2 separate regions of the Homo sapiens genome follow, and region 1 is linked to region 2. Evidence: read pairs that join two places in POLR2A ChIA-PET (ENCODE). Cell type or tissue: MCF 10A. All regions are shown on one strand. Each heading gives the region's core, and the rest is flanking DNA. Links, peaks and the distances in the headings are about the cores only. Region 1 has its middle 44 kb from the start of LCAL1. Region 2 holds the start of LOC124901349 (a long non-coding RNA gene).

Region 1 (15,714 bases), core at 4,457-12,456, 420 kb before region 2:
ACACACATAGGCTCAAGATAAAGGGATGGAGGAAGATATACCAAGCAAACAGAAAACAAAAAAAAAAAGCAGGGGTTGCAACTCTAGTCTCTGATAAAACAGACTTTAAACCAACAAAGATCCAAAGAGACTAAGAAGGCCACTATGTAATGGTAAAGGGATCAATTCAACAAGAAGAGCTACCTATCCTAAATATATATGCACCCAATACAGGAGCACCCAGGTTCATAAAGCAAGTCCTTAGAGACCTACAAAAAGACTTAGACTCCCACACAATAATAATGGGAGACTTCAATTCCCCACTGTAAATATTAGACAGATCAACAAGACAGAAGGTTAACATGGATAGCCAGGACTTGAACTCCGCTCTGCACCAAGTGGACCTAATAGACATCTACAGAACTTTCCACCCCAAATCAACAGAATATACATTTTTCACAGCACCATAGCGCACTTATTCTAAAATTGACCACATAATTGGAAGTAAAGCACTCCTCAGCAAATGTAAAAGAACAGAAATCACAAAAAACTGTCTCTCAGACCACAGTACAATCAAATTAGAACTCAGGATTAAGAAACTCACTCAAAACTGCTCAACTACATGGAAACTGAACAACCTTCTCCTGAATGACTACTGGGTACATAACGAAATGAAGGCAGAAATAAAGATGTTCTTTGAAACCAATGAGAACAAAGACACAACATACCAGAATCTCTGGGACACATTTAAAGCAGTGTGTAGAGGGAAATTTATAGCACTAAATGCCCACAAGGGAAAGCAGGAAAGATCTAAAATCAACACCCTAACATCACAATTAAAAGAACTAGAGAAACAAGAGCAAACAAATTCAAAAGCTAGCAGAAGGCAAGAAATAACAGATCAGAGCAGAACTGAAAGAGAGAGACACACAAAAAACCCTTCAAAAAAGTCAATGAATCCAGGAGCTGGTTTTTTGAAAAGATCAACAAAATTAATAGACCGCTAGCAAGACTACTAAAGAAGAAAAGAGAGAAGAATCAAATAGACGCAATAAAAAATGATAAAGGGGATATCACCACTGATCCCACAAAATACAAACTACCATGAAAGAATACTATAAACACCTCTACGCAAATAAACTAGAACATCTAGAAGAAATGGATAAATTCCTGAACACATACACCCTCCCAAGACTAAACCAGGAAGAAGTTGAATCTCTGAATAGACCAATAACAGGTTCTGAAATTGAGGCAATAATTAATATCCTACCAACCAAAAAAAATCCAGGACCAGATGGATTCACAGCCAAATTCTACCAGAGGTAGAAAGAGGAGCTGGTACCATTCCTTCTGGAAATATTCCAATCAATAGAAAAAGAGGGAATCCTCCCTAACTCATTTTATAAGGCTAGCATCTTCCTGATACCAAAGCCTGGCAGAGACACAACAAAAAAAGAGAATTTTAGACCAATATTCCTGATGAACATTGATGTGAAAATCCTCAATAAAATACTGACAAACTGAATCCAGCAACACATCAAAAAGCTTACCCATCACGATCAAGTCAGCTTCATCCCTCGGATGCAAGGCTGGTTCAACATACACAAATCAATAAAAATAATCCATTACATAAACAGAACCAACGACAAAAACCACATGATTATCTCAATCGATGCAGAAAAGGCCTTTGACAAAATTCAACAGAGCTTCATGTTAAAAAGTCTCAGTAAACTAGGTATTAACAGAACTTATCTCAAAATAATAAGAGCTATTTATGACAAACCCGCAGCCAATATCATACTGAATGGGCAAAAACTGGAAGCATTCCCTTTGAAAACTGGCACAAGACAGGGATGCCCTCTCTCACTACTCCTATTCAACATAGTGTTGGAAGTTCTGGCCAGGGCAATTGGGCAAGAGAAAGAAATAAAGGGTATTCAATTAGGAAAAAAGGAAGTCAAATTGTCCCTGTTTGCAGATGACATGATTGTGTATTTAGAAAACCACATCATCTCAGCCAAATTCTCCTTAAGCTGATAAGCAACTTCAGCAGTCTCAGGATACAAAATCAATGTGCAAAAATCACAAGCATTCTTATACACCAATAACAGACAAACAGAGAGCCAAATCATGAGTGAACTCCCATTTGCAATTGCTACAAAGAGAATAAAATACCTAGGAATCCAACTTACAAGGGATGTGAAGGACCTCTTCAAGGAGAACTACAAACCACTGGTCAACAAAATAAAAAAGGACACAAACAAATGGAAGAACATTCCATGCTCATGGATAGGAAGAATCAATATCATGAAAATGGCCGTACTGCCAAGGTAATTTATAGATTCAATGCCATCCCCATCAAGCTACCAATGACTTTCTTCACAGAATTGGAAAAAAATTTTTGAGTTCATATAGAACTTTATGAAGTTCCATTAACAAAAAATACCCCTCATAGCCAAGACAATCCTAAGCAAAAAGAACAAAGCTGGAGGCATCACGCTACCTGACTTCAAACTATACTACAAGGCTACAGTAACCAAAACAGCATGGTACTGGTACCAAAAGAGGTACATAGACCAATGGAACAGAACAGAGGCCTCAGAAATAACACCACACATCTATAACCATCTGATTTTTGACAAACCTGACAAAAACGAGAAATGGGGAAAGGAGTCCCTATTTAATAAATGGTGCTGGGAAAACTGGCTAGCCATATGCAGAAAGCTGAAACTGTATACCTTCCTTACACCTTATACAAAAATTAATTCAAGATGGATTAAAAACTTAAATGTTAGACCTAAAACCATAAACACTCTAGAAGAAAAACTAGGCAATACCATTCAGGACATAGGCATGGCCAAAGACTTCATGACTAAAACACCAAAAGCAATGGCAACACAAGCCAAAATTGACAAATGGGATCTAATTAAACGAAAGAGCTTCTGCACAGCAAAAGAAACTACCATCAGAGTGAACAGGCAACCTACAGAATGGGAGAAAATGTTTGCAATCTACTCGTCTGACAAAGGGCTAATATCCAGAATCTACAAAGAACTTTAACAAATTTACATGAAAAAAACAACCCCATCAAAAAGTGGGCAAAGGATATGAACAGACACTTCTCGAAAGAAGACATTTATGCAGCCAACAGGCACATGAAAAAATGCTCCTCATCACTGCTCATCAGAGAAATGCAAATCAAAACCACAATGAGATGCCATCTCATGCCAGTTAGGATGGTGATCAATGAAAAGTCAGGAAATGACAGATGCTAGAGAGGAAGTGGAGAAATAGGAATGCTGTTACACTGTTGGTGGGAGTGTAAATTAGTTCAACCATTGTGGAAGACAGTGTGGCAATTCCTCAAGGACCTAGAACTAGAAATACCATTTGAACCAGCGATCCCATTACTGGGTATTTATCCAAAGGATTATAAATCCTGCTACTATAAAGACACATGCACACGTGTATTTATTGCGGCACTATTCACAATAGCAAAGACTTGGAACCAACCCAAATGTCCATTAATGATAGGCTGCATTAAGAAAATGAGGGACATATACACCATGGAAACCTATGAAGCCATAAAAAAGGATGAGTTCATGTCATTTGCAGGGACACAGATGAAGCTGAGAACCATCATTCTCAGCAAACTATCACAAGGAGAGAAAACCAAACATCACATGTTCTCACTCATAGGTGGGAATTGAACACTGAGAACACTTGAACATAGGGCAGGGAATGTCACACACTGGGGCCTGTCAGGGTGCGGGGGGCTGGGGGAGGGATAGCATTAGGAGAAATACCTAATGTAAATGAGAAGTTGATGGGTGCAGCAAACCAACATGGCACATGTATACCTGTGTAACAAATCTGCACGTTGTGCACATGTACCCTAGAACTTAAAGTATATTAAAAAAAAAAAGAGTTCTTCAACAAATTGGACTATATCCACATTTTAGAGCCCTCTCCTTCTTCCCAGATCCCATGAAATGACAGTATAAACTTTAAAAATAAAACACGTAGCAACTCTGGAAATCTAGGAGGACCCCAACTGCAGGCCAGGACAGCGAGGGTTTCTGGAAAACAGAAAGCAGAGGCAAACAGATCACCGATGAGACAACAGCACTGAGGGACTCATACAGAAGCAAAAGCAGTTCCTCCAAAAGTGAATTTCCTCAGGAGAATTGCAAAAGAATTTTACAACAGAGGCTTAAATCAAAGTGGTAGCTTTCACTTTAGGTTCCATTAGGTTCACAGAAGCATCAAAAAGGCTATGTTCAATATATTCACAACTAGAGATTTCCACTGTGTATTTGATAAAATCAAACAATATTTTAGGAGTTCAAGGGGATCCTAGAAAGGGAGCCTCCTGTAGACACGTCACCAGAGCTGAGTCAGACGCGGCCACTCAAGCATTTATTCCTGGGTAAAAGCAAACATGCAATCTGGTAAACTGAGAATTCTGACAAGGGCGACTCAGATACCTTAGGTGACTAACTGCTGCTTTGGGGTATGGGGATGAGTATAAGAAGTCTTTTTAATAACATTATCACTGAAAATAATAGGCAATATGTATTTAATTAATGATATGCTTTTGTTACTGTCAAACTGATTTAACTTTTTTTTCAAGCCAAATTGTATCCAGCTTTATTAAAGATACTTTCCATAAACAATCATGGTATTTCAGGCAGAACATGGGTAGGCAATCTCTAACAGTATACAACAACTTTCAAACTCCCTTCTTCAATGGACTACCAAAAATCAGAAAGCCACCGTAAAATCCAAAGAAGCCTTCATCTGATGCTCTGAACAGGGAAAGTTTAGAGTGAGGGTTGACATTTCACATTTAGCATGTTGTTTAATAACTTTTCACAAGCCAACCCTGACTTTCAGGAAGTGAAATGAAAATGGCAGAATTTATCTGAAGAGCCACAATCTAGAAACAGAACCACTGATCTTTTGAGGGGTGCCATTTCAGTGGCATCACTGGACAGTCCAGATTGCCTGACACACTGGTAACCAAATACTGGGGGTCAGGTCTCAACAGATGTCTGGGTTTAAGGGAGTTAAGTCTATGCTGAAAGGTGGAAAAGGAGAAGAGGACGTAAAAAAGAATTTGTTTTTCCATACCACAAGGTTTTTGTTCCAAGGTGGCCATGTGTGTCAAAGTCAGGGAATCCCTTCTCCTGGTAGCCAAGAGGAAATCTCTCAAAACTAGAAGAAAAAGGTTTTCCCCATATCAATTCAGCTTTGGAGACAGTTTATTAGTGACATATGCCCCTTCCCCCTAAAACAACAATGAAGTGTTCTGTGTGCTAACAACATAGCTTAAAAAAAAAACAAAATTCTGCATTTTTATAAAACTTGATGAAAATAGTATTTCAAACTGTACAGTCACCAGACGTAGCCAGTTATCAAAAATGCACACACTTCCCCTGGCATCTCCAGCACCTTCAGCTTTCTGTGCCTGGTCTGTTGGCATCTCCATTTTCTGTAGGGTTATTCCCCTCCTTGCCAGCATCAGCTTTCCCCTTTTTCCCTTTTGGTACCTTCTCTCCCCTCTTTGCAGGGACCTTTTTAGTCTTGCGCTCTGGCTTTGGAGGAGGAGGTTTAGCAGACAACCTCGTGGATCTTCTCTGTGGTTCGTCCCTTACCTTGGCTTTATCTCCTTTAGCATCCCCTTCAGCCTTTCTCTTGGGCATGGTGGCGGTGATGGCGGCAGAACGTAGTTGCCCAGCGCGGGCTTTGGTCAGTCCTGGGGTCGTTCTCGCCTCTTCACACTGCTCCTGATTTAACGTTACAACATGTTTTAATAGTTTGTAGAGTTAGTCTCCCCCTCACTTCTCATTTTTAAAACATTCTTAGAGATTTTTGTTCTTTTGTCTTTTTGATATCTTATTTAAAAGTTTACTTATCCCCAAGTTTTAAAAATAATGCATAAAATAAACTCCAACTTGGCTTTTTAAAGGTAGAAAAATAAAAGATAAAATGGCTGCTGGATTCATTTTCTAAAAAGCAGAATATTGTAATATTTTGATTTTTTTCCAGAAAAATCAAAATAGTAGAAAAAATCGTATTTCAGTGAAACATTAACTCTTACATCATTTAAGTTAATTGAATTAGAAGACAAATTAATATGTGAGACATTTATCCTTCTGAAATAAAGTTAAATCCTGAATATGCCTCCTTAATTATTCACATTCTTCCAAAGGTTTAAATCAAGGTGGTAGCTTTCAGTTTAGGTTCCATTAGGTTTACAGAAGCATTGAAAGTGCTATGTTCAGTATATTCACAACTAAAGATTTCCACTGTGTATTTGATAAAATCAAGCAATATTTTAGGAGTTCAAAGGGATCTTATAAGTCCCAGAACCATAAAGGCTTGCCCTGGGTAGTGGATAACCCCAGTTTGTATCAGGTACATTTCTAAATAAATATTTTATTCCCATGTACTTATTTTGAGGGAAATACAATGAAGCAGAATTTTAATGGTGCAAGGTGTGGTGAGAGAGAGTGGGGGCGGGGAGAGAGAGAGAAAATGAAGAGAATGAGATGAGGCTATTTAAAGGTTGCAAAACATATGTACCTCTATCTAGAAAAATATATTATGGAAGCTGCCTTTTTTTGTTCTGGAAAAAAATTTAACGGCTCATTTCAATTATATGAATGAAATGGGGATCATTTTTTTGTGAAGGAAAGGTGTTAAGGTATCATTTCCCTCTTAGGCTTATAAGGCATGGAACTTTAGCTCTGAAGGCAGGTGGTGCCTGGTTTTCTGCCTTAAAAATATTACTCTTGAAGGTTTCTGGTGATGAATAAGTTGCTCAAATTTGCATAAAGGCCAAGGAGACTTTGGGGAGAAATGGGAAGGAGAACCTGAGGCTTTGAGTTTCAATGTCACTACAATGTCTGGTTGCTGAGGTGTCCTAGTTTAAGACCTGTTGGCAGTAAGAACCACAGAAGACACTTAGGGGAACCCTTCTGGAAGAGAAAAAGCTGGAACTGGTGCCTGGCACTCATACCAGAGCCTGGGGTGATGTGGGAAACACTGCATCAGACCACAGCTCATGTGCAATAATCTAAGCATCTTAGGTGAGGGCTGTGCATGCTTCCTGCATTTGTCCATGATTAAACTCCACCACTGTCACTGAAGAGTTGTACCTGAGAAGCCCAGGTCTATCATCTTATGGCACAACCATAAACTGGACAGAGAGGCAGGAGACTGCTTCTTCCTTCCGCAGAGTGGAGGAGCTGCTCTCAGAGCAGCAGTGAGAGTGTGGGAAAGGGCCAATTCAGGTGTTGTTGGACCTGAATTTATAACATATTAGGTTCCTTCTTTAAAAATAAAAGAATACAAAATTCAGAATATAAAGTTGCTAGGGCCCATTCCAGGGACATGAAGGGGCCCTTGCTGTTGAGGGGCCCTGAAGCTTCAACTTAGTTCGTTTCAGATAGGCAGGCCTCTGAGAGGCTTCTCTCTCCATGGTGGAGGCCTGCCCAGGGTGCATAACGGTTAATGCTTTCTAGAGTAGTGCGGTGTGGCAGAGAAGGGGGCCTCGGGTAGATTAATGAGGTGCTTTCATTTTTCTCTCAGTGAAGTTTAGCAAGAAGGACAGATCCCTAGAACTCAGTAGTGAGGAGGGAAAATAGACATTCTTGTCATAAGGAGGATGGGAAGGTGCTCAGTCATAACATTCTGAATGTTAGAAGTTTCCTGTGCTCTAAGCTGGTAAAGCAGGACACACCTATCCATTATATCTTAATGCCTCTGAAGTTAATTATATACTTAATGAATAATGGAAATCAATTGAATTATTGTAACAGCAATCCGTCATTAGTATAAATGTGTTTCCACAATTTTTTTAAAGTGTTACTCTTTCTAATATATTATGGACACTCCTTTTATTTCAGCTGTTGCCTTCATGTGGATGACGTGATTTGCAGCTGAGTGCAGGTCAGCTCCATCGAGTGTGCTCATCTTCTCAAGGCATTATCTCCTTCTCTTTTCTTCCATTTTCTGGTTAATGTAGTCAACACACATCCCACCATCTATCCAAGGCACTGTAAAATAATGAATTCTCTTCCTAGCTTCACCTTATTCCTTTTTACTTTCCTTAGCCGAGGAGTTACTGAGTTCAATTGAATTTATCTCCTAATGTCTTTTCTATTCATTATCTCCTTGTAATTCAATGTCACTTTTGGATTCTAGACTCTTCTCTCATTTCTAGAATATTGCAGTATCTTCCAACTCTTTATTCTGATTTTTCCCTTCCAATAATTTTTCTATAATGCTGCCAGAAGGGGCCCTTCTAAAGCACAAATAGACCATGTCACCAAGTGCACAAAAACCTTCGTTGGTTCCTTATTCCCTAAAACAAGCTCTGATCCATCAAAGCACTATGGAAACACAGCCATTATTGTTGGCAGAGTTTTACTTTTGTTTAATACATTCTGAATGCCTACAGGAAAAATGTCTGAGTTGTAGGTGGAATTCCAAGACCATTTATTTTATTTCTTTCTCTTCTTTCATGTACTCTACATGCAAATACCATTAATTATTTCTTAATTCATTGCTTTCCTTTCTGGTTCTCAGCTCTGTTCTGTTTTTATTCTTTTTCCAGGAGTCTTACCTCTCATTCTAATAGTATTTAGCTTCTAAGTGCTCTTCTCAGGTTTTGTTTTTCATTTTTAAAAAAAGCCTAGTTCTTTATATTAGCCACCCTCTCATTCCATTTCTTTTTGAATGACCTTTCTGTTCCAGAGAGCCATTGGCAATCTGAGTCCCATGAAAATAAGAGGTGGTTTTGGACATGGGGTAGACACTGCTTGTAACTATCTTAAAAAATGAAATAAGCGGTGACCTATTTTCTGAGTTGTAAGTGATTTTTAAATTGCTCATGAAAATAGAAGAGTCTCGGCAGAGAAACCCGATTACTTCGAGTGCATAATGGTGAGAAAGCTTTTGTCTCATGGGATAGTTATCATATGGGATTATAATTCAGCTGTAGTTACTAGTGATCTGTGTAGTGAAATGCAGTTTGAAAACTTCAGTTCATTTTCCAATAGAGAAATGTCAGAATTTAAGCAGGCCCCAAAGGGCTATAAGAAGCTGTGTCTTCTAAAAGAAAATGGGTTGAATGGGCATAACTGGCTTGGTCCTAGTTACCAACAGAATCACTTTCTTGAAGCCTGGTGTGACTTTTCATTTCCCCAATGTACATGCTGTATGTGGAGCTTATAGAATACTCACCAAGATTCAAGTGAACAAGCTAAGGGGGCAGGAAAAAGAAGAGATGTTCTGACCTAATAGATAAATAAATAAATATTTTAAACCTGCCTTGTTTAGATGCTGTCATAATTAATTTTAATGGTCTAATGAATACTTTCTTAATTTTTGTTTTAGGGATATATTGGTTGTATACAAATGAAAAAGTGAAATTACTCAAAATCTTCTTTCCCTCTCTTAATTGCTTTACAGGACATAAAAATTCAGAGAATTGGCAGCATTTTAATTCAACCCACACAATCCAGTTTTAATTTTAATTAAGCCCCAAAATATTTTCGAAAGCCTACTATATGCAAAGTATTATATGCAGTGCTGAAAAGAATGCAAAGCTATTACAAGGCTCTTGTGAGGAAAAAAGAAAAAATGAGAAAATGTATGTAGGCATTGTTTGTAAACTATATAATATTTAAATTTCAGTTGTAATAATTATTATCATTATTATTAAACAGACATCCTGTCTCCTGGAACTCACAATCTTTTGGGGGATATAGATATCCAAGTGATTAGTACTGGGAAGGCTGAAATGAGCATACACCAAATTTTATGAGAATCAGAAACGAGAACAAAGTTAATTCTATTTGGAAAAATCTGGAAGGTCTTCTTAGATGAGAGAGTGTATAGATTACCGTCGAACCTGGAACAACGCAGGGTTACGAGTGCCAGCCCCCTGTGCAGTCAAAAATTCACGTACAACTTTTGAATTCCCAAAAACTTCTAATAGCCTACTGTTGACTACAAGCCTTACCATTAACATAAATAGTTGATTGAGACATATTTTTGTGCTATATGTATTATATACTATATTCTTACAATAAAATAAGCTAGAGAAAAGAGAATGTTATTAAGAGAATCAAAAGGAAAACAAAAATATGTTTACATTTATTTAGTGGATATGGATCATCATAAAGGCCTTCATCCTTGTCATCATGTTGACTAGGCTGAAAAGGAGGAAGAGAAGGAGAGGTTGATCGCACTGTCTCAGTAGTGGTAGAGGTGGAAGACATGAAGGAGGTGAAAGAGGAGGCAGGAGAAGCAGGTCACACTCAGTGTAACTACAGAAATCCTTTGTAATTTCTGTCTAAATTTTTTGTTTTCTAATTTCTCTAAAAATGTCTCTATCTGGTACCAATCCTTCTTCAACCATTTATTTCAGTCTCAGTGCCTCTATCATAGAAGGGTCTAGGCTGTAAAGGAAGTCAAAAGCAGTCTTGAATAATCAGAACAGTTCTGCCAGATTGTCTAATGTCAATTTATTTCCTGGCATTGCTCCTTCTATATCTTCTTCCTCATAATCTGTCACAGGTTTGGAAACACTCATCTCCATCAAATCATCTTTTAATTCTAGTCTGATATCTATTAGCTTTCGATTTTCTCCAAGATCTGTATCTAGAAACCCTTTCCCCCAATCTTTTTTTGTCATATCCACAATCACTTTCATGATTTCCTTGATTGGCTCTGTGATAAATCCTGTGAAGTCATGTACAACATCTGGACGCAGTTTTCTTCACCAGGAATTTATTGTTTCAGGCTTGATGGTTTTCATGTTTTTTTCTATAATAACAATGGCATCCTCAATGGTGTAATCTTTCCAAACTTTCATGATGTTCTCCATGTCAGGGTTCTCTTCCACAGTGTTGATAATCCTTTCCCCATAGAGTACTGTGTGTAATGAGCCTTAAAGGTCCTTATGACCCCCTGGATTTAGAGATGTTGTGTTTGGGGGGTGAGTAGACCCCTTTGATGCCTTTGGCCTTGAACTCATGGGGTTCTGGGTTACCAGGGGCATTGTTCAATTTGTCCACTATCAAAAGAACGTTAAAAGGCTGTCTCCTACTGGCAAGGTGCTTCTTTACTTCAGGAAAAAACACCAGTGGAACCAGTCCAGAAAAAGATTCTCAGTGTGCAGGCTTTATTGTTGTACAAACAAAAGACTAGCAGCTGATGTTTATCTTTTCCCTTCAAATCTTGGGGGTTAGCAGCTTTATAGGTAAAGGCAGTCCTTATCATAAACCTGACTGCATTTGTATAAAACAGTAGAGTTAGCCTATCAATTCCTGCCTTCAATCCTGGCACTCACTTCTCTTCCTTACTAATTAATGTCATTCATGGCATTTTTTCAAAATAGGGCACTTTGGTCTGCATTAAAAATGGGTTCAAGCAAATACCTTTTCTCTTTAATGATTTTCTTAATGGTGTCTGGGGACTCATTTGCAGCCTCTTGTTCAGCAGAAGTTGCTTCTCCTGTTATCTTCACATTTTTAAAGCCAAACCTCTTTTTTAAATTATCAAACCATCCCTTGCTGACATTAAAGTCTCTAGATTTAGATCCTTCACTTTATTTTCCCTTTTTCTCATATAATGACCTCATTTTGTCTTGAATCATATTTGAGCCAATAGGTATGCCTTTCTTATAACAATGCTGCACCCACATAAAAGCTGCATTTTCAATATGAGATAAAAAATGCTTCACAAAAAGTGCAAAGTTTTTATCCTGTTGGCATAGCTGCAGTGACAGTTTCACAAGTTTTTTTTCTTCTTTTTTTTCTTACAGTGGTTCTTCTGCTAGATTTATCATGAATTGACTGGCAACCACAAAGGCAGACCTTAATCTATGGTATCTATATCAAGCAATTCAACTTTCTCTTTTTCTTTTTTTTATTATACTTTAAGTTCTAGGGTACATGTGCACAATGTGCAGGTTTGTTACATATGTATACATGTGCCAGGTTGTTGTGCTGCCCCCATTAATTCGTCATTTACATTAGGTATATTTCCTAATGCTATCCCTCCCCGCTCCTCCCAACCCACAACAGGCCCCTGTGTGTGATGTTCCCTTTCCTGTGTCCAAGTGTTCTCACTGTTCAATTCCCACCTATGAGTGAGAACATGCGGTGTTTGGTTTTTTCTCCTTGTGATAGTTTGCTGAGAATGATGGTTCCCAGCTTCATCCATGTCCCTACAAAGGACATGAACTCAACCTTTTTTATGGCTGCATAGTATTCCATGGTGTATATGTGCCACATTTACTTAATCTACTCTATCACTGATGGACACTTGGGTTGGTTCCTAGTCTTTACTATTGTGAATAGTGCTGCAATAAACATACATGTGCATGTGTCTTTATAGCAGCATGACTTATAATCCTTTGGGTGTATACCCAGTAATGGGATGGCTGGGTCAAATGGTATTTCTAGTTCTAGATCCCTGAGGAATCGCCACACTGTCTTCCACAATGGTTGAACTAGTTTACAGTCCCACCAACAGTGTAAAAGTGTCCCTATTTCTCCACATCCTCTCCAGCACCTGTTGTTTCCTGACTTTTTAATGATCGCCATTCTAACTGGTGTGAGATGGTATCTCATTGTGGTTTTGATTTGCATTTCTCTGATGGCCAGTGATGATGAGCATTTTTTCATGTGTCTGTTGGCTGCATAAATGTCTTCTTTTGAGAAGTGTCTGTTCGTATCCTTCACCCCCTTGTAGATGGGGTTGTTTGTTTTTTTCTTGTAAATTTGTTTGAGTTCTTTGTAGATTCTGGATATGAGCCCTTTGTCAGATGAGTAGACTGCAAAATTTTCTCCCATTTTGTAGGTTGCCTGTTCACTCTGATGGTAGTTTCTTTCACTGTGCAGAAGCTCTTTCATTTAATTAGATCCCATTTGTCAATTTTGGCTTTTGTTGCCATTGCTTTTGGTGTTTTAAACATGAAGTTCTTGCCCATGCCTATGTCCTGAATGGCACTGCCTAGGTTTTCTTCTAGGGTTTTTATGGTTTTAGGTCTAACATTTAAGTCTTTAATCCATCTTGAATTAATTTTTGTACAAGGTGTAAGGAAGGGATCCAGTTTCAGCTTACCACATATGGCTAGCCAGTTTTCCCAGCACCATTTGTTAAATAGGGAATCCTTTCCCCATTTCTTGTTTTTGTCAGGTTTGTCAAAGATCAGATGGTTGTAGATGTGTGGTATTATTTCTGAGGGCTCTGTTCTGTACCATTGGTCTATATCTCTGTTTTGGTACCAGTACCATGCTCTTTTGGTTACTGTATCTTTGTAGTATAGTTTGAAGTCAGGTAGCGTGATGCCTCCAGCTTTGTTCTTTTGGCTTAAGATTGACTTGGCAATGTGGGCTCTTTTTTGGTTCCATATGAACTTTAAAGTAGTTTTTTCCAATTCTGTGAAGAAAGTCATTGGTAGCTTGATGGGAATGGCATTGAATCTATGAATTACCTTGGGCACTATGGCCATTTTCAACATATTGATTCTTCCTATCTCTGAGCATGGAATGTTCTTCCATTTGTTTGTACTCTCTTTTATTTCATTGAGCAGTAGTTTGTAGCTCTCCTTGAAGAGGTCCTTGGCAAATTGAATCCAGCAGCCAACAAAAAGCTTATCCACCATGATCAAGTCAGCTTCATCTCTGGGATGCAAGGCTGGTTCAACATACACAAATCAATAAACGTAATCTAGCATACAAACAGAACCAAAGACAAAAACCACATGATTATCTCAATAGTTCCAGAAAAGGCCTTTGACAAAATTCAACAGCCCTTCATGCTAAAAACTCTCAATAAATATGGTATTGATGGGACATATCTCAAAATAATAAGAGCTATTTATGACAAACCCACAGCCAATATCATACTGAATGGGCAAAAACTGGAAGCATTCCCTTTGAAAACTGGCACAAGACAGGGATGACCTCTCTCGCCACTCCTATTTGATATAGTGTTGGAAGTTCTGGCCAGGGCAATCAGGAAGGAGAAAGAAATTAAAGGGTATTCAATTAGGAAAAGAGGAAGTCAAATTGTCCCTGTTTGCTGATGACATGATTGTATATCTAGAAAACCCCATTGTCTCAGCCCAAAATCTCCTTAAGCTGATAAGCAACTTCAGCAGTCTCAGGATACAAAATCAATGTGCAAAAATCACAAGCATTCTTAGACACCAAAAACAGAGAGAGAGCCAAATCATGAGTGAAATCCCATTCACAATTGCTTCAAAGAGAATAAAATACCTAGGAATCCAAATTACAAGGGATGTGAAGGACCTCTTCAAGGAGAGCATGTGTCTTTATATCAACATGATTTATAATCCTTTGGGTATATAGCCGGTAATGGGATGGCTGGGTCAAATGTTATTTCTGGTTCTAGATCCTTGAGGAATTGCCACACTGTCTTCCACAATGGTTGAACTAGCTTACAGTCCCATCAACACTGTAAAAGTGTTCCTATTTCTCCACATCCTTTCCAGCACCTGTTGTTTCTTGACTTTTTAATGATTGCCATTCTAACCAGTGTGAGATGGTATCTCATTGTGGTTGTGATTTGCATTTCTCTGATGGCCAGTGATGATGAGCATTTTTTCATGTGTCTGTTGGCTGCATAAATTCTTCTTTTGAGAAGTGTCTGCTCATATCCTTCACCCACTTGTTGATGGGGTTGTTTGTTTTTTTCTTGTAAATTTGTTTGAGTTCTTTGTAGATTCTGGATATGAGCCCTTTGTCAGATGAGTAGACTGCAAAATTTTCTCCCATTCTGTAGGTTGCCTGTTTACTCTGATGGTAGTTTCTTTTGTTCTGCAGAAGCTCTTTAGTTTAATTAGATCCCATTTGTCATTTTTGGCTTTTGTTGCCATTGCTTTTGGTGTTTTAGACATGAAGTGTTTGGCCATGCCTATGTCCTGAATGGTATTGCCTAGGTTTTCTTCTAGGGCTTTTATGGTTTTAGGTCTAATATTTAAGTCTTTAATCCATCTTGAATTAATTTTTGTTTAAGGTGTAAGGAAGGGATCCAGTTTCAGCATTCTACATATGGCTAGCCAGTTTTCCCAGCACCACCATTTATTAAATAGGGACTCCTTTCCCCATTTCTTGTTTTTGTCAGGTTTGTCAAAGATCAGATGGTTGTAGATGTGTGGTATTATTTCTGAGGGTTCTGTTCTGTTCCACTGATGTATATCTCTGTTCTGGTACCAGTACCATGCTGTTTTGGTTACTGTGGCCTTGTAGTATAGTTTGAAGTCAGGTAGCGTGATGCCTCCAGTTTTGTTCTTTTGGCTTAGGATTGTCTTGGCAATGCAGGCTCTTTTTTGGTTCCACATGAACTTTAAAGTAGTTTTTTCCAATTCTATGAAGAAAGTCACTGGTAGCTTGATGAGGGTGGCATTGAATCTATAAATTGCCTTGGGCAGTATGGCCATTTTCATGATATTGATTCTTCCTATCTCTGAGCATGGAATGTTCTTCCATTTGTTTGTGTCCTCTTTTATTTCGTTGAGCAGTTGTAGTTCTCCTTGAAGAGGTCCTTCACATCCCTTGTAAGTTGGATTCCTAGGTATTTTTTTCTCTTCGAAGCAATTGTGAATGGGAGTTCACTCATGATTTGGCTCTCTGTTTGTCTGTTATTGGCGTATAAGAATGCTTGTGATTTTTGCACATTGATTTTGTA
Region 2 (15,714 bases), core at 3,531-11,530:
TTTTGGCATCTGTGTCTTCCTGGGTATAGGGTGGGCACCTCTTGAATGAGGGTCTTAAGACCTGCTTCAGGGAAGAAGAGGGAGTAGAAGGTGAGAGTGACCTTCCTGCTTCTGCTGTTTTCTCAAATGCCAAGGTGCTATATTTTGTAGTAGCATGTCCTGAACTCCATCAAACCCTAAGAACCAAAGGATAAAACAGAGTTGAGCAGGTAAACTGAGTTCCAAATTGAGGGAGAGGTCTCTGGAGGACTGGGGTAGATCTGAGGAAATCTGGACATCTGAGGGAGGAAGGAAGGAGTAACTGGAAGTGAGTCCATAGCAATGACTCGTTGATGAGGGAGAAGCTATGGATACTTGCCTGCAGCAACTTCTCCTTTTAGGAGCCATCCTAGGCGGGCAGGGAGACTTACAGGGCAAGACTGAAAGCTGTGCATTTATACCTCTTAAGTAGCTCTCACTCGATGCCTTTTGACAGGCTGTCTGCTTAATTTATGCTCTTGGGCCTCTAGGTCTCATCTGTCAAATGTCCTATAAAGAACTAGAGTGTTTTGAAGGTCTCTTTCCGGTTCTAAAATCCTAGAGTTTTTAGATTTTTCTCCACTCTGCCTAATTTCTTTTAGATTCCTATAGAACATCGGCTCTCCTTGAGTTTGAAAAGAAGCCTCATGAAGAAAATAGTCTGTTTCTCACTTACTTTGTGAAGTCTTTTTCCACTTGGATTTTCTAGAATTATAAATCATTATACTTTCATTTTTCTTAATTGAAAGGAGTTTTGTGAGCTACATAGAATTTATTTTGAAATTTAATTATGTCTAGATTTAATGTTAGTAAGCTGTTTTTACTCACAACACTCTGACATCAAATCGGTGTCTAACAATTCAATTCCGACACTATCTACCTGGAATTTGTGTCAGATCCCACAAGTTAAAGGGGTCAGTCCTGCATGACTGCCCCAACTTCAGATGCCAATTATAGAAGTCTCGGGCTACCCATACTCCTGATAGACCAGCTATAAACCGGGGGTTCCCACACTATGACTTCAAGTTCGATAACTTGCTAGAGCAAGTCACGTAACTCAAGAAAGTGCTTTACCTACTATTACTGATTTCTTATAAAGGATACAACTCAGGAATAGCCCAATGGAAGAGGTACATAGGGAAAAATATGGGGTGGGTGGGGGTAGTGCCACCTTCCTAGCACCTCAGTGTGTTCACCAACCTGGAAGACCTCTGAACTAGTCATTTAGGGGTTTTTATGGAGACTTCATTACATGATTGACTGAATCTCAGGCCTCTGGTAATTAACCCAATCTCCAGTCCCTCTTCCCTCCCCAGTGGTTGGAGGGTAGGGCTGAAAGTTCCAAGCTTCTTTTCAAGGTTTGCTCTTTTGGATGACCAGTCCCCATTCTGAAGCTACCTAAGGGCCTCTAGACAGCAGTGATCTCATTAGCATGCAATAGACACTCATCACTCTGGAGATTCCAAGGGTTTTAGGAACCAGGGACTAAGACCAAATATATTTTTTAATACCATAATCAGTAAATAGTTAAATATGGAAAACTCTCAATTTTGCTTTTGCCACCAAACAAATTCAAACACGTTCTATGTAGTTTGCAAAGAAAGAATTCATAAAGAAAATAGTTCCTGTATTTTCATAAAGATATTGAATTTTAATTAAATATGAAATTTGGCTTCATATCCTGCATAAAGGTATAAAGCCACATTGTGGAAAATGGCATAATTTAGAAACAAAATCTACCTTGAGCTATTTTACTTAATATCTTCAGCTCTGAACTAAATAACTGCTTAATTCCTTTAGATAACCAAAGAACACTTAAATAGAAATTAAGAAAATTGTTTTTAGGTATTTTCAGTTTGAAGAACTTGCTAAATGGATTTCATTGATCTTCCCTTGAGGAAACATAGAATATTTTAAATCTTATACATTAACTAGCTAATTCAACAATTGGGTCCCTATTATATGCCAGGCTAGGTGCTAAGAATACAAAAGTGAGTACAGCTGGTCTCTACCTTTTAAGGCACTTAATCCTATTCTGCTCCAAGGAGGCAGCAGGGCAAACATGGCTCAGCTGGTTGGTTCAGGAGTCTGATTATCTAGGTCACACCTCACCTCCATTTACCAGCTGCAAAACACTAGAGAAGTTATCTACTACATCCTGAGTTTCAATTTCCTCATCTACGAAAAAGGCACAATCATAGAACCTCAAAAGAGTGTCGTGGCTAAAATAGTTAGGATAATATTTAGAGTATGTGAAATATTTAGAATATATTTGTGATGGGTTTTTTTTTTTTTTTTGGATATGTTAACTTGGTTAAGCTATGGTTCCAGCTATTCAACCTAACGATAACCTAGGTGCTGTGGAAATTGTGTTTTGTAAATGTGAGTCCATAATCAGTTGACTTTAAATAAGGGAGAGCATTCTAAATAGTCTGGGTGGGTCTGATTCAATCAGTTGAAAGGCCTTAAAACCAGGGCTGAGACTTCCCTGAAAAAGAAAACATCCACCTACGGACAGCAGCTTCAGCCTGTGCAGGAGAGTTCCTGATGGCCTGCTCTGTGGATTTTGGATTTCCTTATCCAGTTCCTTAATTGTGTAAGCCTATTCCTTGTAGTAAATCTATATCCATATTTATCTATATATATATTATCCTCTGTTATTTGTGCATTTCTGGTTGAACGCTGGGTGATATAGATGTCAAAATTGTAGTGAATGTAAAGTGCTTAGCAGTAAAAGTCATAAACATTATTTTAAAAAAACAACAATAAAAACAACAATCCATGTTTTGTTATGGTTGCTGGGTTTGGGAACCCTCAAGAAAAAGACTAGACATGAAGACGCCATTTAAACCAAGGCTTACAGTAACAAAGAAAGGACTCTAGGTTGAGGCAAATACAATAGCAAGCAGTAGGTTTCTCTCAAGGGCAGGATATAAGTCGGGGAAAAAATATCTTCTAGGTCTCAGCATGATGGCTTGCACCTGTAATCTCAACACTTTGGGAGGCCAAGGTGGGAAGACTGCTTAAGGCCATGAGTTAGAGAACAGCCTAAGCAATATGACTTGACCCTATCTCTAGAGAAAATAAAAGAAACTTAGCCAGGCATGGTAGCACTTGCCTGCAGTTCCAGCTACCTGGGAGACTGAGGTGAGAGGATCACTTGAGTTCAGGAGTTGGAGGCTGCAGTGAGCTATGATCATGCCACTGCACTCCAGCCTGAGTGACAGAGCAGGACCCTGTCTCTAAAAATGAACAAACAAATGAAAAAACAACCAAAAACTCATGTCTTAGTCCATTTGAGCTGCTATTCCAAAATGTCATAGGCTGGTTGCATATAAACAACAAAAATTCATTTCTCACAGTTCTGGAGACTGGGAAGTCCAAGACCAAGAAGCTGGTAGATTTAGGGCCCATTACCAGATTCCTAGATGGTGCCTTCTCCCTGTGTCCTCACACAGTGGAAGGGGCAAGGCAGCTCTCTGGGCCTCTTTTATTTGGGGACCAACCCCATTCATTAGGGCTCCATGGCCTCATGACCTAATCACCTCCCAAAGGCCCCACTTCCTAATGCCATCTCCTGGGGGGTTAGAATTGCAACATCTGAATTTTGAAGAAACACAAACATTCAGATCCTAGCACACTATTTATAATATAAGGAACAGCTATATAGAATCAAGGTTGGAAATGGGTGGTTCAAGAGAAAAATCCTGTACACTAGTTGTTAGTTTGGCCTGTAGAATGATTTTTTAAAAAGCATTTAAAAATAATTTTTAAAAATGAACCTACAATTTGTTAAAAAATTAAGAGATTTTTGCATAAAATACAGATATCTGGCTTTTTTGAAAACCTGGAAGCTCTGGCCACACTAAGCCCATACTGTCTCTGGGTCATAAACATTTGATGCTAGTCCTTTCTGTGTGGTCTCCACAATGTGCTGTGGAAGACAAGGCACAGCTGCCTCCTGCGTTTGTAGAATCTGCTTGAACCCTGTGGGCATCTATGATACCCTGCCCTAGACAATCTCCTAAAACCTGGCCTTAAACTTTTCTTGACCTTCTTTGGCCCAAAAGCTTCCATTCCTTACTTAGGCAAACTTTTCCCATGATCACTCCCTGGACTGTCTATTCTGAAAGTTTCATTTATTTTTTCTATATTGTCTTAATAATAGCCAACTCCCTAGACTGCTATACTTCCCTTAACGTTTTTGTTAATCTTACTAGCAGGTCACACAATGCCTGAATACATTTCTCTGAGACACAGTCATGATGAAAGAGTACATAGCTTCTACATAGACATTAAAATAGAACATTTTTTCCCTAAACTACTTGTCACCTGGCCACTTGTACAATGCCAGCAGATGACTATGGGTCTGACTTGAGAAATAAAACCGAGGGAGTCAGGCTCAGAAATGAACTGCCTTAAAACGCCCTGTACCATATCTAGTCACGTGACAATAAATACAGACATGTTTCTGATACAGTGGTTTCTGTGTACAGGCACACACTGACAGGTACCTTAAAAAAAAAAATGGGATGACAACATACTTGTATATAGGTACTCATCCTCACCTCTCTCTGTCCAATCTTAGAGGAAAATGTGTCTGCTTTAAAGTAACCTATGATCTGTGTCTCCCTGGCACCTCACTGAAGCCGGGAGTCCTCTCTTGACTGTTTTCCTCCACTTTCCACATCTTCCTCCAATTGGTTCCTTCCCTATAAGCTAGAAATACGTTCACATCACTGCCACTAACAAATCTTTGTCCTTACTATATAGGCCTTTGTAGCTACCATCTTTCTCCCCCCATGAGACCACCAGGCTCCCTGGTAAAGTGGTTAACACTCAGTCCATTTATTTTCTTTCCATTCACTCTTCAACCCACTGCCATTAGCTATCCCTTGTACTCCCCAGATATGCTAGGGAAAAACTTATCAATGCTTTCCTAGTTGCCAAATTAATTTATTATTTTACCCTTCATCTTGGTAAATGTGGCCCCGTGTGTGGCACCTGATACAACATATCCCTCCCTTCTTAAAACTCCTTCCCAGGCTTCAAGACTACTGCTGTCTCCTGGGTCCTCTCCATCTCTAGATGTTGTTTCTCAGTTGCCTTCCCTGGTTTCACTCAAAATTCCTGGGGTTTTGGTGGGGAATTGATACAAGATCCTGATCCCCTCACTTCAGGCTGGGAAATTTAACACAGGCAGGGAAAATCAGATGATCATTCCAAGGAATGTAAGTCTGGAGTGCGGACACATGGGGGTGGGGAGCAGTTGTAAGTGGGTCAGCTGATGGCAGCAGCCTAGATGGCAAGCCACAAATTCTCCCCAGAGACCCTGGAGCTCCCTTCCTCTGTTCTCTCACGGCCTGAGTATTCAGCTGTTTATACTGTGACCTATGCAGCAGGTTTCCAATAAGTTATTCTTTATACAGTGCTTACAGTTACTACATCTGGTTTCTTTTACTTGTAACTAAAGACCTTTAATAGATACCCTAGAGCTTTGCCCTAAGGTATCTTCTCTCCTCTGTGCACATGGGCTTTCTTCCTGGTAGCCCCATTCACTCTCATGGCTTCAGCCACCATCCATATGTTCTTGACTCCTTATTTATATCTTTAGCCTAGAGATCTCTCATGAACTCTCCACCTGCAAATATAATCACTGTACCTAACGATTCTTCTCTTGGGTGACCCCCAGGAACCCAGAACTCAACATGTCCCAAAGTGCACTCATGGACTTTTCCCCGAAATCTGCTTCTCGCTTTTCCATTCTCTAACTCAGTGCCTGACACCACCATCCATTCAGTCACTCCAGCCAAATACCTCTCCTTCTCACTCCCTAATAGATTAGCAGTTGCTTGGTCCCCTCAGTTCCCCTTCTTAATGCCTCTCTTAATTGTTTACCTCTCTCTGCCTCTCCTCCCTATCTCAGGCCCTCAGCACTCCTCCCCTTGACCATTGTGGCAGTCTCCTAACTTGCATCCACTCTCATCTCCTTCTCCCTCTCCATCCATTCACTACAATCCATACACTAGAGTCTCATTTCTAAAGCAGTCTTTGCTCAAGTATCTCCTCTGTTTAAAATCCTTTTTCTCCTATTGCCTAAAAAGGCCAACTACTTAACGTGGCAAACAAAGCCTTTCAGATCTTACTTCTGCCCACTTTGCAGGCAGCCTGATATCTTGATTCCTCTTTCCTCATTGTAATCCCCAAACTCTAGTCATGTTGACCAAGCTGCCCTCCACCAAGACGCCACCCTCCTCATGCCCCCTCCAGCCCTCTGTGCTTCCCGCTCCCTTTGCCTGGAATGCCCTTCCCCACCCACCCAGACATCTGCTTAGTAAACACCTACCCATCTCTTTCTTCAAAAGGTTATCCGTGTTTTTAAAAATAAAAATAGCAATTTTATTGGAAAAAAGAAAGAAAACACAGAGAAGTTTCATGAAGAAATAAAGATGACCTAAAAAGCCTACCACCACTTAGAAACAAATGTAGATTGGAGTGGGGGAACATGTTTCCCTATCCTGGCTTCTCAGCAAAGCTGTGGTTGATGGGTAGTGAACTCGCCAGAGAGGCAGTAAGTGGCCCGGTGGTTGCAAGAGGTTGAGGGCAGGAGGGAATGGGGAGTTAGTGTTTCATGGGTTCAGGATTGCAGTTTGGGAAGACAAAAAAGTTCTGGAGACGGACAGTGGCGATGGTTGCACAAAAATGTAAATGTACTTAACGCCACTGAACTTTACACTGTTAAAAATCATTAAAATGGTGAATTCTCTGTTACGGGTATTTTACCATAATTTTTAAAAAGAGGAAAAAGGAAACAAGACTGATCTCAAGGGGTAGCAGTTTCAGTAACATTTTTTTCTTTTTTCTTTTTCTTAGAAAGGGAACTGGCTGACGTTCATGGTGGGGGAGATGGAAGGAACTGGTAGAAACGAGAAACAAAAAACCCAAGAGAGATTTCATTTTTCACTAGGATGCCAGGTATAAAATAGCACATCTCTTTTAATATTCAGAATAGCCGGAGTCTCCATTTCGTTATTACAATAATGTCTTTATCCCTTCCCAGGTTCTCCCCTTCCATTCTCTACCTCTTTGCGATCAAACTGAGCACCCGGGGGTTTCCCAAACCCAGGGTTACCGGATCCTGAGCATGCGCGGAGGAGGGACAGGGAGCCGCCCACGCCGGGCTCCGCGGCTGCAGTTGCTGTTGTGGCCACAAGGTGGCACTAAGTCTTTGGCGGCCGCTGGCCTTCCCGACCGTGGAAAGTCGGGGCCGGTGGGGCTAGGTAGGAAGAGCACACTCCTGTGAGGTTGCCGGGGGCGGGGCTCCACCTGGACCCCTGCTCTAGAGCTGCTGGCGCCATAGGAAGAGAAGATGTTTGGAGTTCTGCCGTCCTGCCTCTTCTGGAGTCCCGCCGTGGCTTACTCCTTTCAGAGCTTTCTGCCCTGTCCTGACAGTGCCCTCTCTTCCTAGGCCTGAGCTCCAGGTACTCAGCGACCCGAACCTTCCAACCTTCGCACCCTCCCCAGCACACTTTCAGAATCTCCACGGCTGGGTCCAAAGGGGCCCTCGCTGGGCTGCACGTACTCTGGCCGCCTTAGCTCTAACTCCTGCCTCTCTAGGGCTTTTCCCTCTAACCCCAGAGTGTGGAAAATCCTCTATTTTTTCGCACAGAAGGCATGGTGCTTCCTTCAGGGGGCGAACCCCACTAGTTTACCAGAAAATGGACCTAGCACCCTCCCTTCTAAAAAAAATAGGAGGGTAGATGACCAGAAGCACAGATGGAAGGGCCAGACTTTGAAAGGAAGGCCCGATACCTCTATTGCTGAGGCAGAGCAAAGGGAGAAAAGGCAGAGCAAAAGTGGGTAGAAATAAAAATGCTTTTCGAGGGAAGGGAACTTAGCAGGCCTGCGGCCAGTTTTCCTCCCTATTTTCATTATGAGATAGATACAAATGTCATATGTGAAAATGAGAAGGAGAATATGAAGGGCAAAGCCCATGTGTGGTGGTAAAGAGAACTGCAGAAGGAGAGGCCAGGTGGCTGAGCCTTGTACGAGGGCCTATGTGTTGTTGGAAACCAATCGTTCACTCATTTATGTATTTGAGAGATATTTATTGAACATCTGCTGTGTGCTGACATTGTTTCAAGAGGTGAGAATACATCAGTGAACAAAATAGAAAAAACTCCTTGCCTTTGGGAAATATTCCAGTATTTCCTAAATACTAGAAGGAGAGGAGGACTGAAGATTGGGAGGACGCAAGATTAATTAGTAAGCAAAATGAAATGCTGGAGGGTGATATGCTGTGTGGAAATAGACACATCAGGATAGGGGATATCAGAAGTTGTGAGGGACTTGTGACTTAGAATTTAAATAAGGTGTTCAGGGAAGCTCTCATTGACCTCAAAGACTTGAAGGAAGCTGGCCACGTTGCTACGGAGGACAAGCAATCTGGTGGAGAGAACAGCCAGCATAAAGGCTATGTAGCAGGAGTGTGGCTGGCATATCCATGTTGCTCCCAGAGTATATGGGATGCTGCAGCAAAAATAGATAAAGCATGAGGTGGTTTGGGTGAGGCTGTGGAAGCATGGGTGTGGCAGAGGGGTAACCAGGGAAGAAAGTGAAGAAAGTGCTGATAATTGTGGTTCAAGGGAGTGATTCTGTGGTCCAGGAGGGCAGACAGAACTGGGAGGTCCTGACAAGGAAGAAAGGAGGCTGAGTAGGAGTTGTGAGAGTGGGGGATGCTGTGTATAAACATTGGGTGTCTCTGGTAGAATTTAAGATGTCATTGGTGGCATAGTTCAAAATGATGATAAAGGCAAGAGTGTGGCCTTGCGAGCAAGTGATTGAAAATGGGAAGTGGGCTAATGCATGGTGCATACCCCAGTCAACCATAGCCACAACTGTGCTCTTCTGCATGGGGGTTCAGCTCCTATTGAGTAATATAGGAAAGGGCTAAGCTGCAATTTCTCTCCTGCATTACCAACAAATGCCCAGTAGAATTCAGCATTCTTCCTCAAGCACTTAGGGATGCATGAACGCCTGCTAGCAAATATTACAGGGCAAACAAAATTGTACCCACACATGATAGGAACCTTACATTCTCTGCCAGCACACTGATATCTCTTATAAGAGGTGGGTGATTTGGTTCTCCTCTAAGATGGTGAAGCCTGTCTGTATTTCTTTAAATCTTGGTGAGAGGCAGCATGGCGGTGTTGAGATCGAAGCCCAAAGAGGTGTAGCAGAATTTGAACAACATGGTTTGTGAGGCAGTAGCCTCCATTTCTCTTCTATCAACTCTTGATTTGAAAGAAGTGTTGTTGGGAGTGGCAAGATGGAGGATGAAAATCTCAACCCAACAGCTGTATGTAGTGAGACTTTAGTCTAGCTTCCCTTATCTGGGAGTGGCTTCTTTACTTCCTTACTGTACGTTCCCGTATCTTTCTCCACTATAATGCTGGCTATATAATGTTTGCTGTCTTGTGGAAGAGAACAGATTATTCGAAGGTAATGATGAAGTGTAAAAGAATGGGATGAGTGAAAGAGAAATGAAGAACAGTGATGCAGTGATGATTCATTCACTCATTTCCTACTACAACAAATATACATATATATATTTGATACCTATTACATATGTATATATCAGGTGTCTACTAGCAACATGGAGTCATGTTCCGGGGATTGGAGATGCATCAGTGAACAAAACAAAATTCCTGCTATTTGAGACCGACCTTGAGGAAAGACAGAAAATACATAAGGGTGCTTTGTTGTAGGAGTTGAGTTGGAGGGATCTGGGAGATGATCAAGGAAAAAGATGTGAGCACAGGGGGCAGTAACATACAACATGCTTTACTGAATGGCTCTTGGATGGGGTTGCATGAAAGAGGATGTCTCTCCTAGTGAGACCATCCAGAGGTTTAGGGCAAGGGGGCCACTGTTTAGAAGGGGAGAAGAGCAAACAGAAAATCAAGAGAGAGGGGGATTAGAAAGGGGGCTTAGAGGATCTAAGTGATGTCACTCAGCAGTACAGCAGAGAGTCTGGGTCAGAGAGCTCAGAAGGGCCACAGTGTTCAGGGCCTTATAAGTACAAGGCCCCATCTGATCAATGAGCAACAGCTGTTGGGTGAGGCCTCATAGGGTACGTAAAGTAGGCAGGCTCCAGATGGCTAAAAATCTGCTTGTTTGTGCTATTTTTTAAATAACTGGATGTGTAAAAATTTGCATTTGGCATCAGCAGGCTTTTGAGCTGACAATTTAACCTGCAGTGAGGAAATAAACAAGGTAGGGTTCAATACACAGAATCAGTCTTTGGTTCATGAACATAACCTAGGTGCTAAGGAGAGGGAGCAGGGTAGGAAGGCAAAGTAGGGCAGGAGAGGGGCTCTGCTTTTGATGCATTGTCTGAAAAGGCCTTCGTTGTAAGAGGACATCTGAGCAGAGACATGCATGAAGAAAGAGATTGAATGCCCTGCATGATACCTGGGAGAAAAAAGTTTCTGGTGCTTTTGTTTTGTTCTGAGGAGCCACTACAAGGCCAATGAGATAAGAGTGGAGTAAGCCAGGTAGACTGTGGTGGGGATGAGGCTATGTTCTGTAGGGCCATGCAGCTGCATACAATAAGGCCTCCATTTTGAGTGATCGGGGCACTGTTGGAAAGAGGAGAGACAGATTACACTTTGGTTTTAAAGGTGCTCCAGAATGCCACAAGAACAGATGTTACCCATGGAAGGAACAGTGGTGGCATGGACAGAGTGGAAAGTGGCGAAGGTGATGAGGAGTCAAACTCTGAAAGCTTTTCAGGAATAGAGCTCACAGAATATGTGAGGAATTGAATGTGAGGTGGGAGAAGAAGGGTGAAGGAGGCAAGGATAACCAGGATGTTTGGCCCACGAGGCCTTTACTGGCTACATTTAAGTGATCATGATATAATGTGGTGGCTATTTGTCCCCACCCAAATCTAATATTGAATTGTAATCCCCAGTGTTGGTGATAGGGCCCGGTGGGAAGTGCTTGGATCATGGGGGAGGATCCCTCATGAATGGCTTGGGCCATCCCCTTGGTGGTAAGTGAACTCCCACTCTGAGTTCATAGGAGATCTGGTGGTTTACAAGTATGTGGCACCTCTTTCCACGTGCTCCCTGTCTTGCTCCTGCCGCTGCCATGTGAGACACCTTCTTCCCTTTCACCTCCCACCATGATTGTAAGCTTCCTGAGGCCTTCCCAGAAGCAGATGACAGCATCATGCCTCCTGTACAGCCTGTAGAACTGCGAGCCAATTAAAACTCCTAGAAATTACCCAGTCTCAGGTATTTCTTTAGATCAGTACAAGAATGGCCTAACACAGATAGGTAATATAGTGCCAGAAGTATGGATTTTATACATTTAGACCTCCAGGGAGGTGTCTGTGGAGGCAGAATCATGTGAACAAATGCACAGACTGTGGAGCAGGTGTGGGAGTTGGAGGCTGGCTCCTCCACTTCATAGCTGTGTGACCTTGGGCACCTTCCTTGACTTCCTATATCTGTAAAATGGAGGAGCAGTAATTTGTGGAGATATGAAGGTGAACAAATTTGTAATGAATGTATAAAGTGCTTAGTACAGTGCCTGGCACATGCTAAGTACCCAGTAGATGTACCTGTACTTATTACGATTGGTGTTCAAGGAGCCTCAGAGATAGGAATGGTTATTGTCAAGGGACAGATGGAGGGACAATTTCAAGTGAAGTGAATGAGCTCATTTTGGTTTTCAAGTACCCCTAAGAAAACATTCTTCTTTGGCAGGACTGGCTACATAAGTTGTGGGGCCCACTGCAAAAAAAAAAAAAAATGCAGAGAGCCTCCTGCTAAAAAAATCTTTCAAAGTAACACCCACAGAGCGTTACACCAAGCACAGGACCATTCAATGCCAACGCCCTGTTCATCAGAGAGTGCTTCAACTCTATCTTCCTCTAAGTAGGTCTCCACTAGGGGCCTCTAGGGGCCTATGACCACCAGTTCTAGACCAGAGTGGAGTCAGTGGCACAATTCTGTCGTGCACTAGCTTCACAGCCTACTGTGTCATCCCACTCTGACTCAGAGGCCTTCTGTTGTGGCTCTTATGACCACTTGAAAAAGTGGCTTCCTTCCCTCTATGATCTCAAATAAAATGAAATCCTTCTAAATATATGTTCTAAGCTAATAGAAAGACAAAAAGAAGTAAATGAAAGCATCATTCCCTTGAGAAGATAATCTGAGGTGTACACACAGGATAGACAGTTATATCTTCCTTACCATTTGGATAGGACCTGATACATTTGAAAATGCTTCCATAAGCAGGAGTCCTGGGAGATACATGATCTTTTAGAGAACACAGAAGTTCAAAATGTTGACATGGTTTTTTTTAAATCGTTGCATTAGTGACATTACCAGAATTGGACACCTCGTCCCCTTGACTTCTGGTTCTGCATTTTTAAACCAGTGTGCAAGTTTGATAGAATCTAGAAGTGATGTCAGTGTCTCAACTAGGGCTCATGTGGAAGATATTAATTTAAAAGTTAACTTTCTTTTGGATAAAGAGGAGTGGAAAGTTGACCTTTATTTTCTTTTGAATGTGAAAGGCAATTCCATAATAGTAAGTTTTGCTGTATTTTTGTCTGTGTAGTATCTTGTTTGAAATGCGGGTGCCTTGAGATATTGCACTGGGGCTCTCTCTCTCTCTCTCTTTCTCTCTCTCTCTCTTTCTCTCTCTCTCTCTTTCTCCCTCCCTACATCCCACCCCCTCTCTCTTTCTCTCTTCCCTTCCTCCTTTCCTTCCTTCTTTCCATACACCCATCCTTCCTTCCTACAAATGCCTAGCATATGCTATGCATGTAAATGTATTCAGTAAGTCATTTTGGGCATGGAGCCATAGTTTTAGCTAGAGATGCTTTTGCCTCCAGGGGACACTTCGCAATGTCTGGACTTATTTTTGGTTGTCACAGTTGGGGAAAAGAAAATGCTAATATCATCTAGAGGGTAGAGACCAAGTATGCTGCTAAACATCTTACAGTGTTCACCATAGCCCTCCATAACAAAAAACTGTATGGCCACAAATGTCAATAGTGCTGAGGTTGAGAAACACTGCTGCAGAGGAAGAGGAGAAAAACAACATGAAATCAACGATCAAGATTCCATATCCCTGATTAAAAACAGACTAGTTAAAAATAATCCCCAGCATCTGTCCATTTTCTGTTTTGGGACATGGTTCAAATTAGAAGGGCCAAATTAGAAATGATCCTCTGCAAAGGGACTGTTGCCGACAGTATCAGAGATGGCAGCAGAGCCACAGCCGAGGGCCACTCATTGCATGAGGTGAGGGAGGAGTGACTGGATGGTACAATGCTGTTTGTTCCTTTCTGTAGGACTGGTTAATTATTTACCTTGAATAAATGAGTTGAATTCATTTCAAATCAAGTCACTTTTTAAGTTGGCATCTTCTCTAGGGAAGCCAAGATAAGGATCATTCTTCTAGGCAGGGCAAGGTAAGGCTCATCCTTTGAGCATCCCTCATTCCACATAGAATAGGGAGTGCTCCTGTTCCTGAAGCTCCCAGGGTATCTTGCCACAGCTAAAGGAAAACATTAGAAAATCAGCTGTTGCAATTTCAAAGTCAGAAAAGGTCACGAGATGTGTACAGCTTTCACGCTTGTTTTGGATTCAGGGATGTTTGTTTCTTCCTGCCTGCTCTGTATAAGTCCGGACACTGCCACCAAGGCAATCCATGGCTTGGGTTCTAGCTTAAGTTCTGAATGAAGAGATCTCATATGTGCACAAATTACAATAATAAGCAGTACAGTAAATTCACTTTTCCTACAAAAAGAAGAAACATAAACATGAATTATTAACAGTAGTATCATGATTAAAGGAATTTACATTTCTGGGCATACAAATAGTAACTAACTCTTCATCATTCTCAACTACTATTTACTGGTGTTTGCAATTAACATTCATTTTATTTGTGTCCAAAGGAAGGGGGGGAAATAGGTGAAGAGAAGAAGAGAAAGGCATAGAAGAGAAAGGAGGGAAAACTTCATGATGACACAGATTCACATGAAAACAATACAAGATGATTTATCCAAGCAGATGTTTCCCTAATGGCTAGTTTTTTTAATTTCTTTGAGATGTACATTCCTATGTAATTATTTTAAGATTAAAGATTTAAATTAAGATGAATATGAAATTAAGATTAAATTACTGGAAGAGGAATGGCTGCATCAACTAATTAGCTCAGTTTGAATTTTGATATATATTTTTAGATTGCCCTCCGTATGTGGTGTCCCAGTTTAAAACCCTATCTGCTGAGAACACAGGAAACTACCTGTTTCTCTATCTATGACAATAACAGTTTTTATCCAACTTTAAAATCTTTGTACTGATTGGTATAAATATTAGGTTGGTGCAAAAGTAACTGCAGTTTTTGCCATTACTTTTAATGGGGAAAACCACAATTACTTTTGTGCCAATTTAATACTAGCTCATATTGTTGCTGTTTGCATATCTTTATTTTCTTCTGATATAACTATTGCCCATACGCATTTCTTCTTTTATGAATTACCTTTTAATGTCCTTTGTCCACTTTTTCCTGTGTTATCTTCTCTGATTTGAAAGTACTCTTCATCTCATAGGGATTGTATTGATTTCTCCTTTTATGTAAGCTTTAATTATTTTTTCCTCAAGCCATAGACTTATTAATGATACTTTAGATGTGCAACAAAGTTGTATTATATATGCACTTGTTCCTATTCCTTTTGCTTTCCTATATGTTATCAATAACCTGTTAGAAAGCATAATGGAATATTGGCTACTTTCTCCCTTATTTGTTCATATATTCATTCCAGAAGTAGATGGCAAGCTTTCTGCGAGTCAAGGAAAATATGAGATACTGGGAATATAATGATGAGCAAAACCGACTATATCCTCACCTTGTGGAGCTTAAAATCCATCCACAGAGCAACCACCACCACCACAATAATAATAACTTAAACAACAGAAAATCATGAGAAAGAAATAAAAATGAAATGTGCAAGATCTTTATAAAGCAAATCCTAACATTCAGCTGTAGTACATAAAGAACAGACTGCATAAATGGAGATAATTCTATACTCCTGGAAAGGAATAGTTACTCTTATAAGATGTTAATTCTATATCGGAGCCATTATAAAATAATTTAAAAATGATCTATAAGAATAAATATATGAAAATATCTAAGAAAAGTTTCACAGAAAAGAGTAATAGCAAATTTGCTCTGTGAAGTATAAAAGATTATAATTCCTCAGTACTTAAAATGATTGGAAAGAGAATTATTAAATAAATGGTATTAGGTCAACTGGTTAATTATCATGAGAAAAAGCTAAAATAGAACATTACACTTTATGCCAAATTATATTCTTGAAATATTTAAGATTTTTAATGTATAAATTATAAAAGTACTGGAAGAAAATATAACAGAATACAAATGTGTTTTAAGAAGCAAGGAAGGATTAAAAGTATAATATTGAAGACAGGAAGAACAAAATCTACTGTGTAAAAGTTTGACCACATTCATATGTGGAATAAAGATATGCGAATGAAAACAATATGAGCTATTATTTGTACCAATCAGATTGGAAAAGATTGCAACAAAAATATCAAATAAAAGTAGAAATATAGAAAACTCATGTATGTGTATGTAGTGAGGTGGAATGGG

Evidence for each region. Peaks named below come from ENCODE experiments on the same cell type or tissue, not always from the same donor. Only the 100,000 strongest peaks of a DNase experiment are listed, where the experiment ranks them.
Region 1: POLR2A ChIA-PET joins it to region 2 with 6 read pairs; 2 of 35 experiments call an interaction of 5 or more read pairs at or near these places.

What each region holds. Positions count from the first base shown.
Region 1 is chr6:79,349,030-79,364,743 of GRCh38, forward strand. No RefSeq gene overlaps it. Among named protein-coding and RNA genes, the nearest start is that of LCAL1, 44 kb to the left of the region's middle. In MCF 10A, for the core only: no CTCF peak of the experiment used is centred there; no DNase peak of the experiment used is centred there.
Region 2 is chr6:79,770,957-79,786,670 of GRCh38, forward strand. It overlaps LOC124901349 (a long non-coding RNA gene), which reads left to right and starts at 6,892. Exons shown (of 2, transcript XR_007059655.1): 1 at 6,892-6,993; 2 at 7,079-11,307. In MCF 10A, for the core only: a CTCF peak has its summit at 7,237 (motif pointing right); a DNase peak (open chromatin) is centred at 7,175.